Regions from separate parts of the Homo sapiens genome. Here region 2 is linked to region 1. A link is an interaction called in ENCODE POLR2A ChIA-PET data of the cell type or tissue named here. Cell type or tissue: HepG2. All regions are shown on one strand. Links, peaks and the distances in the headings refer to the core of each region. The heading gives the core; the rest is flanking DNA.

The links. Peaks named below come from ENCODE experiments on the same cell type or tissue, not always from the same donor. Only the 100,000 strongest peaks of a DNase experiment are listed, where the experiment ranks them.
Region 2: POLR2A ChIA-PET joins it to region 1 with 5 read pairs; 1 of 35 experiments calls an interaction of 5 or more read pairs at or near these places.

The regions. Positions count from the first base shown.
Region 1 is chr11:66,041,021-66,049,220 of GRCh38, reverse strand. GAL3ST3 (galactose-3-O-sulfotransferase 3) reads left to right here and starts at 60. Exons shown (of 3, transcript NM_033036.3): 1 at 60-210; 2 at 3,694-3,930; 3 at 5,544-8,200. The coding sequence starts at 3,806. The coding sequence ends at 6,714. RefSeq lists an enhancer at 3,579-3,778 and a silencer at 3,889-3,938. In HepG2, for the core only: a CTCF peak has its summit at 3,906 (motif pointing right); a DNase peak (open chromatin) is centred at 3,920; H3K27me3 peaks cover 2,185 bases.
Region 2 is chr11:65,691,930-65,700,129 of GRCh38, reverse strand. It overlaps the pseudogene RN7SL309P. Among named protein-coding and RNA genes, the nearest start is that of KAT5, 16 kb to the left of the region's middle. In HepG2, for the core only: no CTCF peak of the experiment used is centred there; a DNase peak (open chromatin) is centred at 4,129; H3K27me3 peaks cover 1,344 bases.

The DNA of each region.
Region 1 (8,200 bases), core at 1,639-6,638:
GGCGGGGGGCGGGGGGCGGGCAGAGCCGGGAGGAGCGAGCCTAGCGGACGCTGCCACCTGATCCCATCCAGGCGCTGAGAGGCAAGCCACCGGCACTCGGCGCGCAGGGCCCCGGGCACCCTCGGACCCCGTGCGGATTTCGAGACAAGGGTCCAGAGATAGCGGCGGCCGCCCCCAACCCGGGCCAGAGGCAGAGCCCAGGCGTGCGGTGTGAGTACTGCAGTGGCCGGCATGGGGTTGGAGGGGTGGGAGTGGACCAGACCGGGATGGGGGCCGAGAGGCGGGCGGGAGAGTGTCTTGGGGGCCTAGTGGTTGGAAAGCATGAGGAGGGGGGCGCTCTACCCCTGGAAAGTGGGAGAAGATAGGGTGAGCGGGCCAATCTGGCCTATCCCCTATGGTGATCAGATCCCACTGGCAGGATCCCTGGGGGATGCTGGGATGAAATTGAGGGAGTGGGAGGTATGGTGCGGGTGGGCAGTAATGGAGACAGGAGGATGGAGGGAATTCCAAGGCAGGGATGATGCGGGGGTGGATGAGAGAGAGAGGAGGCTGGGGGGCCAGGGGCAGACCTGGTGCAGGCTGGGGGGTGGGGGAGGAGGAAAAAGAGGGAGGTGGAAAGATTTGCTCTCCCAGGCCAGTACTTTGCAGACCCCCTCAGCCCTTCGCCCCTCCTCTGGAGCACCCTGGGTCAGCGTCCCTCAACACTGGGCTGTCCCATCCCTCAAGTCAGGACAGGATGGAGTCTCCGGGCCATCCAGCAGTCAGGTCCAAGTGGTCCAGTCCAGGGCACCCCTTCCTCTAAGTGCATCGGTTTCAGCTCTAGAGCTCAGAGGAGACAGAGGAGAAAGGGCTCCTTTAGGAGGGTGGGCACCCCGGCCCATTTTCAAAGCTTTGGTCGGCTCTACTATTTCTTTGGTTCCCTGGAGAAAAGCTAGCAATTTGCAAAACTGGGCAGCAGCGTGAGGTAGATTGTTCTGACTAAAATTAGCACTGACATTCTGATGAGCCTGGGCGTCCTGACCTGCCTGGGATAGCTGGGAGAACTCTCTCTATGGAGAAGACACCAGGCACAATGGGGAGTCGTGTGAAGCATCTGAGGGCAGGAGCCAGGGCCACTGCTCTAAAGCACAGCTCCAGCAGCACCATCATGCACCCCACACCAGCCAGAAAATCCGATGGAAACCCAGCCCAGTGGCCCCCTCCCTGAGAGGCACTGCCTTGGCCCCATCTCCAAAACAGGCATCTTGGAGTCAAATTGCCAAGGGAAGGCAGGCCTCCCACAGTGTCCGAGCAGCACCCTCTCTCAGGACCTGGAATGTTTAGCCTGGCCGAGTGCCCACCCAGAGGAGACAGGGTTACTGCTTCCAAATACCTGAAGGTCTGTCATGGAGAAAAATGTTCTATGTGCTCTAGGAGGGCAGCACTACCAAGAGTGCAGAATGGGAGGTGTAAGGGGCAGGCCGAAGCAGGTGCTACCACTGGCAGGGTAATCCTGGCTGTCCCGGAAAGAACCTGAACAAGCTGTAAGTTGCTCAGAAATGGACCAGGCTGTATCAGGAGGTGATGAACACCCTGTCATTGACAGTGGCCATACAGAAGCTGGTGCCCGCCTTCAGGGGCTGGTGTCCAGGGAATTCCTGCACTGAGGATGCCCTGTCCCCTGTCCCTAAGCAGGCCTCAGACTGGGGCCTGGCTAGCTCCCCAGAGCTCAGCCATGTAGGGAAGTGGGGAAAGGCCCAAGAGTGGGACAGAGGGGGATACCAGGCACCTGTCACTCTCTCTGTGCGGCCAGTAGAAGCTCTGCCCTCGGGAAAGGTCCCCCATAGCTAGGCTTGACTTCCTTGGCTGACCCTGAATCCTCTGAGAAATAGGGTGGTTTCTGCAAGTTTAGCAAAGGTGGATGTAGACTCCCCTCTTCCCATCTTGGGACACTTCTGTCTAATCACCAAGTTCTCTAAGCAGCAGGAGTGACAGAGGAAAAAGGTGTGTATCCTTAGAGGGCCAAGGGCTCTCACTTCCTCCTGCAAGCAGCCCCAGCCAGGCCAGGCCAGCCCTTCTCTGCCCCAGCAATCCTTGAAGAGACAGGGAGGGCCTTAGACTTCCTCTGCTGTGCCCTTGGTTACCCTCTGTGGCTGGACCCTTTACCCTTGGCTCCGGCCGGATTAAGTCTGTCTGCAGGCAGGTGGAGGGAAGCAGCGATAAGGCCTAGAGAGAAGGGGAGGCATAAACAGAACATCTTTCCACCCAAACAGGTTTAAATGTAATCCAGGATTAAGGGAGCAGGGTCAAGAAGAGAGACTGGAAGCCAAGCCCAGGGCTCCCAGAAAAGGTGATGATCAAAAGGGTTTTCATATTACCTTACCCCTCCTGGGACCCAGGTGTCCTAGTTCCACATGCACATGCCCATCAGGTTCCAGGCTCCCCCTCCCCCGTGGAGAAGGATATGTGTGAGGGCTGAAGCTAAACTTGAACCTGGAGACTGAGGCCCCACCCTAGCTTGGGGACAGGCATCACTGCTGAAGTGGACTTTCCACGGGAGCTGCCCAGGATTGGGCTGCCCTTAAGCCAAGGCATTCCTGTGGGGAAAGGAGACTTGTGTGTGACCAAGCCCTCCTCCCCTCTCTTACTCCTGGGCTTACCTGGGATGGAAGCTCACCTTCTCCTGGAGATCCTCCGTAGGGCAACAAGCAGGAGCCACCTCTTACCCAACCCACACCCCGCCCAGGCTGCCATCTCATTGCTTTGGTCAGGCACTTTTCCCTGCAGAGTCAGCTGATGGGGCCGCCTGGGTTTCAGGTGTCTGGGGATGGAATCCAGATAGGGCTCCAGGATTTCAAGACCTTCCTTTCCCTCATGAATTTCTCAGTCTTGGGCCCTCAGGGCAGGAGCCCAGCTAGGAGCGCTCAGGACTCAGAAGGATGCAGAATTGCCAGAGTCTAGGGCAAGGTTGGGGAAACCAGTTCTCTACAGAAATAGCATATACAGTGTCTAAGGGCATGGACTTTGGAGCCAGAAACAGCAGGTATGAATCTCATTTCTACTGTTACCAGCTGTGTAGCTATGGACAAGTGATATAATCTCTTAGAGCCTCAGTTTCCTTATCTATACAGTGGGAATAATACCTAGGTCAGGGCTGTGGTGAGGACTAAATGGGATTAAGTATGTAATAATACAGTACATAGAGTAAGCCTGCAGTATCGACTCAAAGCCATATCGATCCAAGGAGGTGAAGGCCTGATCAGTGTTTCCGAGGAGCTCGGTTTCTCTGGGGAGTCAGGACCAACCCTGGGCTAAAGCAATTGGGCAAGGAGTCCTGGAGGAGAGGAAACTTTGAGTTGAGACCTCTATGTTCTGAGCCAAGCCCTGGCGCTAAAGCCACTCCACTGGGGAGACATGTACAAATAACCATGAGACAAAGACGAGTTAGGAGCAGGCAGAGAGACAGAGACAGGGCTGAGGGATGGGAGTGGCTACAGCCTGAAGGGCTGGCTACACCCCAGACCCTGTAATTCCACCCAAGACTAAGTTATCTGGAGCAGTGAGGAGATAGGGTCTTGATAACGGGAGGTAGGAATCCGATCTGCCCTGGCCTCTCTGCTTACCCCACCTGTTGGAGCTCTTTGCATCAGACCTGCTGGGGGCCAGATCCCATCTCCTCTGCCCACTGCAAACCCGTCTGCCTTCTTCTGCCAGGCTTCTCGGGAACACTGGCCCTGCTACCAGAGCCGCAGGATCCCCCATGAGTGCCTGTGAAGGGAGTCCTGGATAGTGAGGCCCTGGCTGGTCCAGGGGTGGGTACTCCGCCATGCCACCCATCCTCCAGCGCCTGCAGCAGGCCACCAAGATGATGAGCCGCCGGAAAATCCTGCTGCTGGTGCTAGGGTGCAGCACCGTAAGCCTTCTCATCCACCAGGGGGCGCAGCTCAGCTGGTAAGGGGGCGGGGCCCCAGGGGGGCCGGAGCTCCCCTCCCCATTCTTCCACCTGCTAGAAGGGTCCTGCTAGGCTTTGCTCCTCCCCTCTATTCTGAAAGTGCTTTCCCTTTAGGGCCACACAGCCTCCCTGGACAGGGACTGCTCTTCAATGAAAGGGCTGAGTGACTTGCTCAAAGTTACAGAATCAGTTAGCTGAGATCCGAATCCAGCTCAACTCCCCACAGCATGCAGCTAAGCATTTCCCCAGTGGAAACAACTTCTCACAACTTCCGTAGTGCTGGGCAAGGCCAAGTCCCCTCACTTCTCCGAGCCCCCGTTTTCTCATCTATAAAGTGAGACATGATATGTGTGACACAGCCAGTCACCCTCACACAGGATACCATGTGATTCATGGGAACCCCAACCCTACTCCTGACTCACTGTGTGAACCCAACAAATCCCTGCACCTCTCGGAGACTTCATGTCCCCATTTTCTACACTGTCTGCCCCTGAGAATGGTGTGAATGCGCCCAGCCCCCCTTGCCAGATAATTTGGTTTGAAATCCCAAACACCCATGTTTTAAGAATGAAGCAACAGAAATGAAAGCTTCACGAGGGCTAGGATTGTTTTTGTATATTACTGTATTTCTTGAACCTAGCATTAACCTGGCACATAGTGGACACCCAAAAAATATTTGATGACTGAATTAATGAGGCTTTAGAAGCCTCAAGAGAAACATAACAATGGGTTGCTGCAAAGCCCAGTGCCAACCATCTACAAAGTGAGGAGCCAGTTAAAGAGTAAAAATGAGAAAGAGCAAAAGGATTTAGTGACCATGTGAGTCGTCTCCAGACTTTGTGTAAGTGATTGTTCTCCTTTTGGCCCTCAGTTTCTACATATACAAAGTGGGATTCCTCAAAGATCTCCAGGGGTCTTTGTCCCTTATTTATTTCTACATAAACAAATTATCTTAAAGCTTAGCAGCTGAAAACACAAACATCTGTTATTTTGGGTCAGGAAGCCAGGTGTGGCTTACTGGGAACTTCTGGACCAAGGTCTTTCATGGGGTTGCAACCAAGGTGTTTGCTGGTGATGCAGTCTCATCCGAAGGCTTGATTGGAAGGGATCAGCTTCCAAGCTCACTCACGTGGTTTTGACAGGCTTCAGGTCTTCAAGCCGGCTGGTGGACTGAGGGCCTTAGGTCCTTGTGGGCTTTTCCCACTTAGTGGTAGCTCCCTATAGGGCTGCCCACTATATGGCAGCTTGCTTCCCCCATCATCTGTCATCCCAGATTGAGTGAAAGACACCAAGATACTAGCCAGCCACAGTCTTTCTATGATGAAATTTAAGAAGTGACATCCCATCATTTCTGCCCTCTTCTCTTCTTTAGATGCAATGATAAGTCCAGCCTAACTCAGGTGAGGGGAATACTCAAGGGCATGAATACCAGGAGGGCAGCAGGGATCATAGAGGGCATCTTAGAGGCTACCAAGCACCGCCCTCGACCTTTCCATGAGTGCAGCCCAGGCGGGGCCGCGCTGTGGGGCATCCCACAGTCCTTGGGTAAGGGCAGGGGTCAAGCGGCAGCCCCCTCACACCCTCCTCTCCGCACACTCCCTGGGCCTGGCAGGTACCCCAAGCTGTTCCCCTTGAGCTGCCCTCCTCTGCGGAACTCGCCGCCGCGCCCCAAGCACATGACTGTGGCCTTCCTGAAGACTCACAAGACGGCAGGCACGACGGTGCAGAACATCCTGTTTCGCTTTGCCGAGCGCCACAACCTGACGGTGGCCCTGCCGCACCCGAGCTGCGAGCACCAGTTCTGCTACCCCCGCAACTTCTCGGCGCACTTCGTGCACCCGGCCACGCGGCCGCCGCACGTGCTGGCCAGCCACCTGCGCTTCGACCGTGCGGAGCTGGAGCGCCTCATGCCGCCCAGCACCGTCTATGTCACCATCCTGCGCGAGCCGGCCGCCATGTTCGAGTCGCTCTTCAGCTACTACAACCAGTACTGCCCGGCCTTCCGGCGCGTACCCAACGCCTCGCTCGAGGCCTTCCTGCGCGCGCCCGAGGCATACTACCGCGCTGGCGAGCACTTCGCCATGTTCGCACACAACACGCTGGCCTACGACCTGGGCGGCGACAATGAGCGCAGCCCGCGCGACGACGCCGCCTACCTGGCGGGCCTCATCCGCCAGGTGGAGGAGGTTTTCTCGCTCGTCATGATCGCCGAGTACTTCGACGAGTCGCTAGTGCTGCTGCGGCGCCTACTGGCCTGGGACCTGGACGACGTGCTCTACGCCAAGCTCAACGCGCGCGCCGCCAGCTCGCGCCTGGCCGCCATCCCCGCGGCGCTGGCGCGGGCGGCGCGCACCTGGAACGCCCTGGACGCCGGCCTCTACGACCACTTCAACGCCACCTTCTGGCGCCACGTGGCGCGCGCGGGCCGCGCGTGCGTGGAGCGCGAGGCGCGCGAGCTGCGCGAGGCCCGCCAGCGCCTACTGCGGCGCTGCTTCGGGGACGAGCCACTGCTGCGGCCTGCCGCGCAGATCCGCACCAAGCAGCTGCAGCCGTGGCAGCCCAGCCGCAAGGTGGACATTATGGGCTATGACCTGCCCGGCGGCGGCGCCGGCCCGGCCACCGAGGCCTGCCTCAAGCTGGCCATGCCCGAGGTCCAGTACTCGAACTACCTGTTGCGCAAGCAGAAGCGCCGGGGCGGTGCGCGGGCTCGGCCCGAGCCCGTCCTGGACAATCCCCCGCCTCGGCCCATCCGAGTGCTGCCTCGCGGCCCTCAAGGTCCCTGAGCTCCGCAGGCCTCCAGGAGTATGGGTCCTGCCCTGCCCTCCCAGGAGTCCAGCCAGGGGCTGCCTCCATGTCCTGCCCCCATGAGAGCCCTTTCTTTTCAAGGGGCTTGAGTCCCTCGCTGAACTTTGGGGTACGCCTCCCTATCTGAGCCCCCGCTCCCGATCGTGGGCTGAACCTTGCCTTCGGGCACGGCGCTGATAGGCTGGATCCAGCGCTGGGCCACCCTCTCCTTCCCAGCTGGTTGGTGATTTTGACAAGAGGCCTGAGGGCTGTCCAGAACTGCTCACCCTGCCTTTTTCTGGGGGCTGAGCCCCCACAACCTGTCTTTTCCAAGTGGATAAGCCCAGGCCCCATGGAGAGAGGCTCAGCCCTAGGGAAAGGCTGCTCTTGCTCTCCCTCCCAGGGCTTGAGGCTCCCTATACTTTTCTGTCTTCCAGGTTCTACCCTCCCCACAGACCTAAGCTGCTCCCAGTCTCCCAGAACCAAGAGTTCTTGGGTTGGGATTTTTGTTTGGTTGGTTTTTCTTTTTTTTAATAAAACATCTTTAAAATGTGCGAGTTGTATGTCAGTCATAGAAGCCGGATTCCCCACATTTGAGGATGAAACGGATGCCCAGGAGGAGCTGTGGCTGGACCCATGAGGATGGGGGCCTGGACTCAAGGTCCCCCGCCACCTGGCATAGGCCTACAACCCTCCTCAACCGCTTGACCGACTGGGCCCCCAACACAGACTGGCCACCTTAGCCCCACTCACTTTCCACATCGTTCTTTTTCACAAAATTCTGCGACATTTACTGAGCATCATCTCTGTAACTTGGGGATACAGGTGAACCAGATAGATAGGGCCTTATTTTCATGGAGCTTATGGGGAAACATTGGAACAGGAGCAAGACAGGTAAGCAAAGAGGAAGGACTGGAGGGGTTAGAGCACAACACCTCTTTGGGTGGAAGGAGGATCATTTTCAGATAAGGAGCTGCCTAACTCAGAATTTGACCTCCTCCTGTGAATCACTGACTTCACTAATGGCCTGCTTTCCTCACAAGAAGACAACTTGGACTCAGATGAAGACCAGTCCCTTTCTGCAGTTTCCTTTAACACAGCAAGATAGCCAGCACTTCCAGGTGAAATCTCCCTTAAGACTAGCAGAGAATTGGAACTTTTTCTGTTACTTTCTTCAGAGCTATATCGACGTATCTGGACAAGTGATAAAAAACAATAGCTATTATGGTCTACGGTGTGCCAGCCACTGTTTAAGGGCTTTATGTATGTTAACTTTGGAGATGGGTGCCGTTTTCCAGGTGAGGGAACTGAAACTTGGGGGAAATTAAGTCAGGGTCACACAGCCAGAAAGTGGCCACTAGGATCTCAACCAAGGCAGTGTGGCTTCAGAGTTTGTGCTCACAAGTGCTGTCTGTAGTGCCATTCAAATAAAAAAGGTCACATGCCACAAGCTAGGCTGATTCCCAGCACCTTCCCCCAAAAGAA
Region 2 (8,200 bases), core at 1,273-6,272, 350 kb after region 1:
GGCGGGATGGTGAGACAGGACAGAAAGATAGCAATAGATAGCAATTAGAGAGAAGTGGTGAGAGCAACTGGCAAGACAGTGAGACAACAGAGAGATGGCAGGAGGTGGCAGTTGGAGAGAGGTGGCGAGAGATGTCAAGACGGTGATCAGCAAGAGACAGCAGGTGATCAGTGCTACAAGCAATCAAAGCTGCAGAGCTTCTAACACTGCAGAGGTGTAGCACTAGCCCAAAGGTTCATTTTTAAGAGCCACTGTCTTGGCCGAGCGCAGTGGCTCACTCCTGTAATCCCGGCACTTTGGGAGGCCAAGGCCAGTGGATCACCTGAGGTCAGGAGTTTGAGACCAGCCTGGCCAACATAGTGAAACCCCATCTCTACTAAAAATACAAAAATTATCCTGACATGATGGTGCACAACTATAATCCCAGCTACTCAGGAGGCTGAGGCAGGAGAATCACTTCAACCCACGAGGTGGAGGTTGCAGTGAGCCGAGATTGCACCGCTGCACTCTAGCCTGGGCAACAGAATGAGACTCTGTCTCAAAAAAAAAAAGAGCCACTGTCTTTCCTGGCAACCCGTGGAGCCAAGCAGATGGACGAGCAGCCATAGCAGCACTGCCTTCTGTGGGACCCAATATTCCAGCTGGCATGTTGCTAGTATACCTGCTGATCCCCCTTTGGCAGCCAAGCTCGCCCAAGCTGGGGAAATCTGGGGAGGAGACCTTCACTGGGCCCCATGTTAGAGACTGGCCAGCACCATTTTGGCTCTTGCGGACAGGTGACTGTCCCCTTTGCCTCCTCTCCTCCATATCAGGTGATCCAGGAAATAAGGCTGTTGGCTAAATAGTCAATTCAAAGTCCCTCAAAGCGTGCCTGACCAATTGCATCCTTGTTGCCCCTTCTCTTGGTCCCTTCTCCTCTCATGCCATTTAATTTTTCTGTTGGCCATTTTATTTCATTTTATTTTCCACTCTGAAATATATATTTCTTTTGTAGTGTTTGCTTTGAATCCCCACTAACTATATTTGGGCAATTGTTTAAAGCAGGACACTCGCTTGTGGGAGGTCTCTGTTGTATTGACCCTGCAAAAAGTTGTTCTATGCCCCTGACTTGGTCTTTGGGATTCACTGTTGGCCACCCCCCAGATGGTCCAGGGTTTTTGACATTTGGTGTGAGGACTCTCATTGGCCAGTGAGGTGGTGGGGGCTGGGACATGGGCTCTTCCTGGGGACACCCCAACTCCTCTGCTCCTTTCTACAACCTCTGCTGTTCCTCTCTTCCCCTTTCCTCATCCTTTCATAATCACCTTGGTGGGCAGTGGTAAGGTGACTGGCTCAATATCTGAGCATTTATTCTTCCAAATCTTTTTGGGTTTGGGGGAGTTTTTGTTTTGTTCTGTTTTTTAGACAGCATCTCACTCTGTCTCCCAGGCTGGAGTGCAGTGGTGTGATCATGGCTCACTGCAGCCTCAACCTTCAGGGCTCAGGTGATCCTCCCCGCTCAGCCTCCTAAGTATCTGGGACCAAAGGTACATGTCACCACACCTGGCTAATCTTTGTATTTTTTATAGAGACAGAGTTTGGCCATGCTGCCTAGGTGGGTCTGGAACTCCTGGCCTCGAGCCATCCACCCGCCTCGGCCTCCCAAAGTGCCGAGATTACAGGCATGAGCCACTGTGCCGGCCCATATCTATTGTTTATGACACTGAAACCGGCATCGTGAGTTCTTTTGTTCTACTGTGTCCTGAGTCAGGGACTGGAGTGGGAGGGTCACAGGACAACAGGAAATCTGTGTGTGTGTGTGTGTGTGTCTGTGTGTGTGTGTGTGTGTGTCTGTGTGTTTGTGCGTCTGTGTGTGTCTGTGTGTGTGTGTGTGTGAGCTGTGATGTAATCTCACACTGTGTTCTCCTGTTTGGGTGTCTGTTAGAATCGGGTTGAGGGGAGTGAGGGAGGGTGGAAGTCGGGCGGGGAACAGCGCTGATGCTTGATTTTGGACCCTGGCAGGGGTGGAGAGAGATTTGGGAGGTAAAAGAGGCCTGAGATAGGGGGAGAGTCTGAGAGTGGGGAGGAATATGTCTTGAGAATAGGTAAGCCATGGCCGGGCGCGGTGGTTCACGCCTGTAATCCCAGCACTTTGGGTGGCCGAGGCGGGCGGATCACGAGGTCAGGAGATCGAGACCATCCTGGCTAACACAGCGAAACTCCGTCTCTACTAAAAACACAAAAATAGCCGTGCGCGGCGGCGGGCGCCTGTAGTCTCAGCTACTCGAGAGGCTGAGGCAAGAGAATGGTGTGAACCCGGGAGGCGGAGCTTGCAGTGAGCCGAGATCGCGCCACTGCAGTCCGGCCTGGGCGAAAGAGCGAGACTCTGTCTCAAAAAAAAAAAAAAAAAAAAAAAAGAGAGAGGCAGAGAGAATAGATAAGCCAGATTTCAGGCTGGAGAAGGCAGAATGTGAGTTTGGTCAGAAATGCCCACGGGCGCTGGCTAAAGGAGGCAGCAGACAGGGAGGGAGCTCTGGAGTTTGGGAGGAGGTGGGGAGGCCTGTCTCGCTGTCTGCTTATTTAGTGTTTGGTGATGGGGAAGCAGGATTTTTTTTTTTTCCTTTTCACTGGAATTTGGCCAGATTAAGCTCTAGGACTGCCCTGGACATATGGCCTCTCCAAACCCTGGACCAGCCAAGGCTTCTTATGTGGGGTCACCCCAGCCAGCCCCATGGCCCTATTCTTCATGTGGCTACCTTATCTGGGACCACATTTCCAATGGGTCTCCGATCTAGAAAGCTGGAATGATCCAGAGAGGCTCTAGATCAAGGGGGTGGGGCCTGTCTCTGCCAACATGGGACTTACTTTCTGTCTCTTTAAAATGTCAACTCCACCAGGCCTTATGACTTCTTCTTGTCCACTCCTCTATCCTGGGCACATTGTGGACACACAGTAAATATCTGCTGAGTGAACGAGCCAGGATCTGAAGGGATTCCCTAGGGTGAGAAGGAGCCACGTGTCTTCTCTACAGCCCCAAAGGGCAGAAGGCTGACCATCCCATGGAAGCTAAAGGGGGATGGATTCCACCCTACAACAGAAAGGGCCTTGATCAGCCAGAGCTGCTGACAGCATCGAGTCACCTGAGCTGACCATGCTGGGGCCAGGGGTGGACCCGGAATGACACTGTGGAAAATGGCTTACTTCAAGCAGACCTGAAGGGCCCCTGAGGGTCCTTGCAGCCACTGTGTCCAGAACTAGGCTTCTGGGTCCCATTGTAGTAGGTAATGGCAATTGAGATGGCAGCTCTCAGCCAAGAGCAGTGGCTCACACCTGTAATCCCAACACTTTGGGAGGCCAAGGCGGGAGGATCGCTTGAGCCCAGGAGTTCAGGACCCGCCTGGGCAACATGGTAAAAACCCCCATCTCTACAAAAAATACAAAAATTAGCCAGGGATAGTGGTGTGGGCCTGTAGTCCCAGCTACCTGGCAGGCTGAGGTGGGAGGATCGCTTGAGCCTAGGATTTCAGGATCAGCCTGGGCAACATAGCCATCCCCCGTCTCCTTTTTTTTTTTTTTTTTTTTTTTTAATGTGAAAGAGAGAGAGAGAGATGGCAGTCAGACGGATCTAGGTTTAAATCCTGGGTCCTCCATTAATCTGCATGATTTGGGCATGCTACTCAATGTCTCTAAACCTGTTACCTCATCTACAATGTGAAGGTACTAATGGTATCACCTCAAAGGCTGGCTGTAAGCATTAGATTCAAATAATAACCTTTTTTTTTCCCCTTGAGTCCGGGTCTTGCTCTGTAACCCAAGCTGGAGTGCAGTGGCTTGCTGCAAACTCAAACTCCTGGGCTCAAGCGATCCTCCCACCTCAGCCTCCCGAGTAGGTGGGACCACAGATGTGCACCACCACGCCCTGCTCATTTCTGGGTTTCTTTGTTTTTGTATAAACAGGGTCTCAGTTTGTTGCCCCAGCTGGTCTCAAACTCCTGACCTGAAGCAATCCTACCGCTGCGACCTCCAAAGTGCTGGGATTATAGGCATCACCCACTGCACTCAGCCTCAAACAATAGCCTATTATTTAGAGCAACATCTATTTTAGATCAACATCTGGCACACAGCCTAGACTCAATAAACATTGGCTATTGTTACTGTGCTGGAGATGGGCCAGAGGGGGCTGGTTCCTAGGGCCCAGTGAACCAGGACGGACCACATGTAAAGTAAACAAACTGGTTGGCAGACAGAAAGGTGTGTGAGTGCTTCTTTAGATACCCAAAGTGCACTTTTCTAGTATGATATAATTTTTTTTAAGAGACAGGGTCTTGCTATGTTGCTCAGGCTGGAGTACTGCGGCTGCTCACAGGCACGATCCCACTACTGATCAGCTCAGGAGTTTGGACCCACTCCTTTCCGACTTGGACAGGTTCACCCCTCTTAGGCAACGTGGTGGTCCTGCTCCCAGAAGGTCACCCTATTGAAGCTGAACTTGGTGCAGACACCCAATGGGCATAGTGCACTGTAGCCTAGAACTCCAGGGCTGAAGCGAGCCTCCCGCCTCAGGCTTCCCAGTAGCTAGAACTGTAGACGTTTGCCACCATGGGGGTGTGCCCGGCAATTTCATACAATTTGGATTCATATACTTCCAAATAATCATGGGGAGTGGAGAGCAATATCCAGAGATGCAAAAGGTGGTATTTTTAAAAGAGCTGCAGAAACAGATATTAAATCCATAACTGGTACCGATGTTTCTCATTTGTGTTAAATACAAAATGACAGATATCTTGATTCCAAGTCGCTTATGCACACAGAAAGGCTTCAGGCCTAGTTTCTTCCCTCTTAGAACAAACATCTCCAACAAAAAAAGCTATCTGGGGCTGGGCACAGTGGCTCATGCCTGTAATCCCAGCACTTTGGGAGGCTGAGGCGGGCAGATCACTTGAGGTTAGGAGGTCCAGACCAGCCTGGCCAACATGGTGAAACCCCATCTCTACTAAAAATACAAAAATGAGCCAGGCTTGGTGGCAGGCGCCTGTAACCCCAGCTACTAGGGTGGCTGAGGCAAGAGAATCGCATGAACCCAGGAGGCGGAGGTGTCAGTGAGCCAAGATCACACCACTGCACTCCAGCCTGGGCAACAGAGCAAGACTCTGTCTCAAAAAAAAAAAAAAAAAAAAAAAAAGAAGCTCTCTAGATTGTGCTACTGACAATATTTACATTGTTTTATTAACCTAAACTCTGTGTTAAACTGGATCATTTGTGGAAATAGTAAGTACATCAATAATGACAATAAACTTTCAGGGTTTTTTATTATTTTATTTTTTGAGACGGTCTAATTCTGTCACCTAGGCTGGGGTGCAGTGGCACAATCACAGCTCTCTGGAGCCCCAACTTCCCAGGCTCAAGTGATTCTCCCACCTCAGCCTCCTGAGTAGCTGGGATTACAGCTGCGTGCCACCAAGCCTGCCTCAGTCTCCCAAAAAAGTGCTGTGATTTTAACCAAGTATTCCCATTTTTCTTAGAAAAAGAGAATAAGTTACTATTATTTTTTTCTTTTCTCTTCTTTTCTCTTTTCTCCATTTCTCCTATTCGCCACTTCCTAATTAACCAATGCAATTATAACCTTTCAGCTCCCCTTCACCAGACACTCCCCACAGGACAAGTTCATCTAACCATGTGCTTAGAGGCTCCAGGGCAGAACGCTCTCCCACCAAGCGACTGTCTCAGAGATAACAGTCCATTTGCAACCCAAAGTATGCCCACTATGAAACTCTCTCCCACTAGGAGGTTGCCTCCAGAGACAACAGTCCATCTACGACCTCAAGTATGCCCACTACAAGACTGTCTCCCACCTGGAAAGTCTTTGGCCACTTTTACAACCCATGAAGATGCCAGCAGTTACCAACGTGACTGCCCAGTAGATAAGGCACCAAAGGGAGTCAGCAGATCCCGCACCTGCTTGCTTCCTCTCCCACATTAAAAGAGCCCGCTTTCTGCTCCAAAGCCAAAGTACTGCCCTTAAGGCAGGAAGCCTGTACTTCTTCCCCTAAGTTAGCTTTGGAATAAAAAGTCTCTTTCTTTATACCAGACCTTACTCTCATTAACTGGACTCTGCAAGCAGCAAGCAACTGAACCTGCATTTCAGTTACAATTTTGGTGACCCATATGGGGAAGTGCTGCCCGCCCTAGGTGAGTCTGAGCTGGATAGCCTAGTTATGCTCCTGGGTGAGGCATGGGGTCACCTGTGAGTGCCAGCCGCTCATAGCTAGCGACAGGAACATCATGGAACTTCCCGGCAGCTGCCAAAAATGCTTTTGTTTTTGGAAGAGTCTTCCTTTCACCTCCCAGCATGACATCTGCCACCTTCAGTGTTTCACTGGTACAAAGCAAGTGACCTCTGAAGAAGACAGCAAACTTTGGAACTGGGTGAGTTATTTGGAGTGCATCTGACCACCCTCTACCTCTTTTGCAGTGTCACTGGGGGCCCTGCTCTACTTAAGATTTGGCTGCTATTGACACCATTTGAGCATTTTATGCATTTATATTTGTTTGTGCATGTGGAACCATAAGAGCTTTGCTTAGCTCAAACTCAACTACCCATGAAGCCATTTGGATCTGAGGAGGGGGATTCAGGGCCTTACCCAGCCCGTCAATTGGAGACTCATTGGGAAGCACATTGTTTGTTTGCAAATGTGAATGTATGACCATGTGTGGGCTCTGGCCCTTTTCTTGACTCTCTACCTTCAATTTCACCCTCCTGATTATCCAGGAGAGCTGCCCACATGGGCTACGGAGACTTTCCCTCATGGAAGACAAACAAGAATGGTGGGGTTTTTGTATTGTTTTGGTTGTTTTGTTTTCCAAGAGGACTCTTTTTTTTTTTTTTTTTTTTTTTTTGAGACAGAGTCTTACTCTGTCACCCAGGCTGGAATGCAGTGGCACGATCTCAGCTCACTGCAACCTCCACCTCCCAGATTCAAGCAATTCTCCTGTCTCAGCCTCCCGAGTAGCTGGGATTACAGGCATGCACCACCATGCCTGGCTAATTTTTGTATTTTTAGTAGAGACGGGGACTCACCATGTTGGCCAGCCTGGTCTCAAACTGCTGACCTCAGGTGATCTGCCCACCTCGGCCTCCCAAAGCGCTGGGATTACAGGCGTGAGCCACGTACCCGGCCTCATCTATTTATTGATATTACTATTTAGCCACTTCCCAGCAGTGTGACTGCTGTAACAAGAACAGGACTCAATTTCTAAAGGTAATAAAATAACAAGGCCATCATAGACAGAACATTGGGAACACTCCTTACAGGGAACTGGCTTTTCTTTTCCAGCCAGGTGCCAGGTAGCATTCCTGAATACCCGCCTCCTGGTCCCCAACAGAGGCACATCTTCGCTCATCTCAGCCCCGGGCTTGGGGGGCAGTGGTATTCTGGATGGCCATCTCCCTGCCCCTCCCCGCACCACCTGACCTCAGTTCATCTGGATAAACCTGCTGTGCTTCCTGTCCAGGAAGTGAGAAGTGAGGCGCTCGCGAAAGGCTGAGCCAACGTCTACTAACTATGGTGGCTGGAAGGCTCATGAGTTTCCTTTCGGTCACTTTACCTTTTTTTCTTCCTCCCCTTTCTTTCTCGTGTCCCACTTGTGAATCCCGGCTCCTATGCAGAGGCCTGCCAGGTTGGCTTTCTCTGTCTTCTTTTCTGCCTGCTTTACATCTGCTGTTACTAAGCTGCTGGTGCTGAGATAAGACTCATTGTTTGCGGACTAGCTAGAATGTGAATGCTAGAAACGAATTTGAAACTGAAGGAAAAACGGGCAAAAGAGGTGTTTTTAAAGACCAAACCGCCACAGAGACTGCTTTACCCAAAATTTTTTTTAATTAATTTTTTTTTTTGAGACAGAGTCTCGCTGTGTCACCAGGCTGGAGGGCAGTGGTGCGATCTCAGCTCACTGCAATCTCCACCTCCCAGGTTCAAGCGATTCTTCTGCCTCAGCCTCCTGAGTAGCTGGGACTACAGGCTCATGCCACCACACCCGGCTGGTTTTTGTATTTTTAGTAGAGACAGGGTTTCACCATATTGGCCAGGCTGGTCTCGAACTCCTGACCTTGTGATCCACCCACCTCGGCCTCCCAAATGGCCTGGATTACAGGCGTGAGCCACCACGCCTGGCCTACCCAAATTTTAGTTCATAGCTTTCATTGGATTATATACCAGGATGA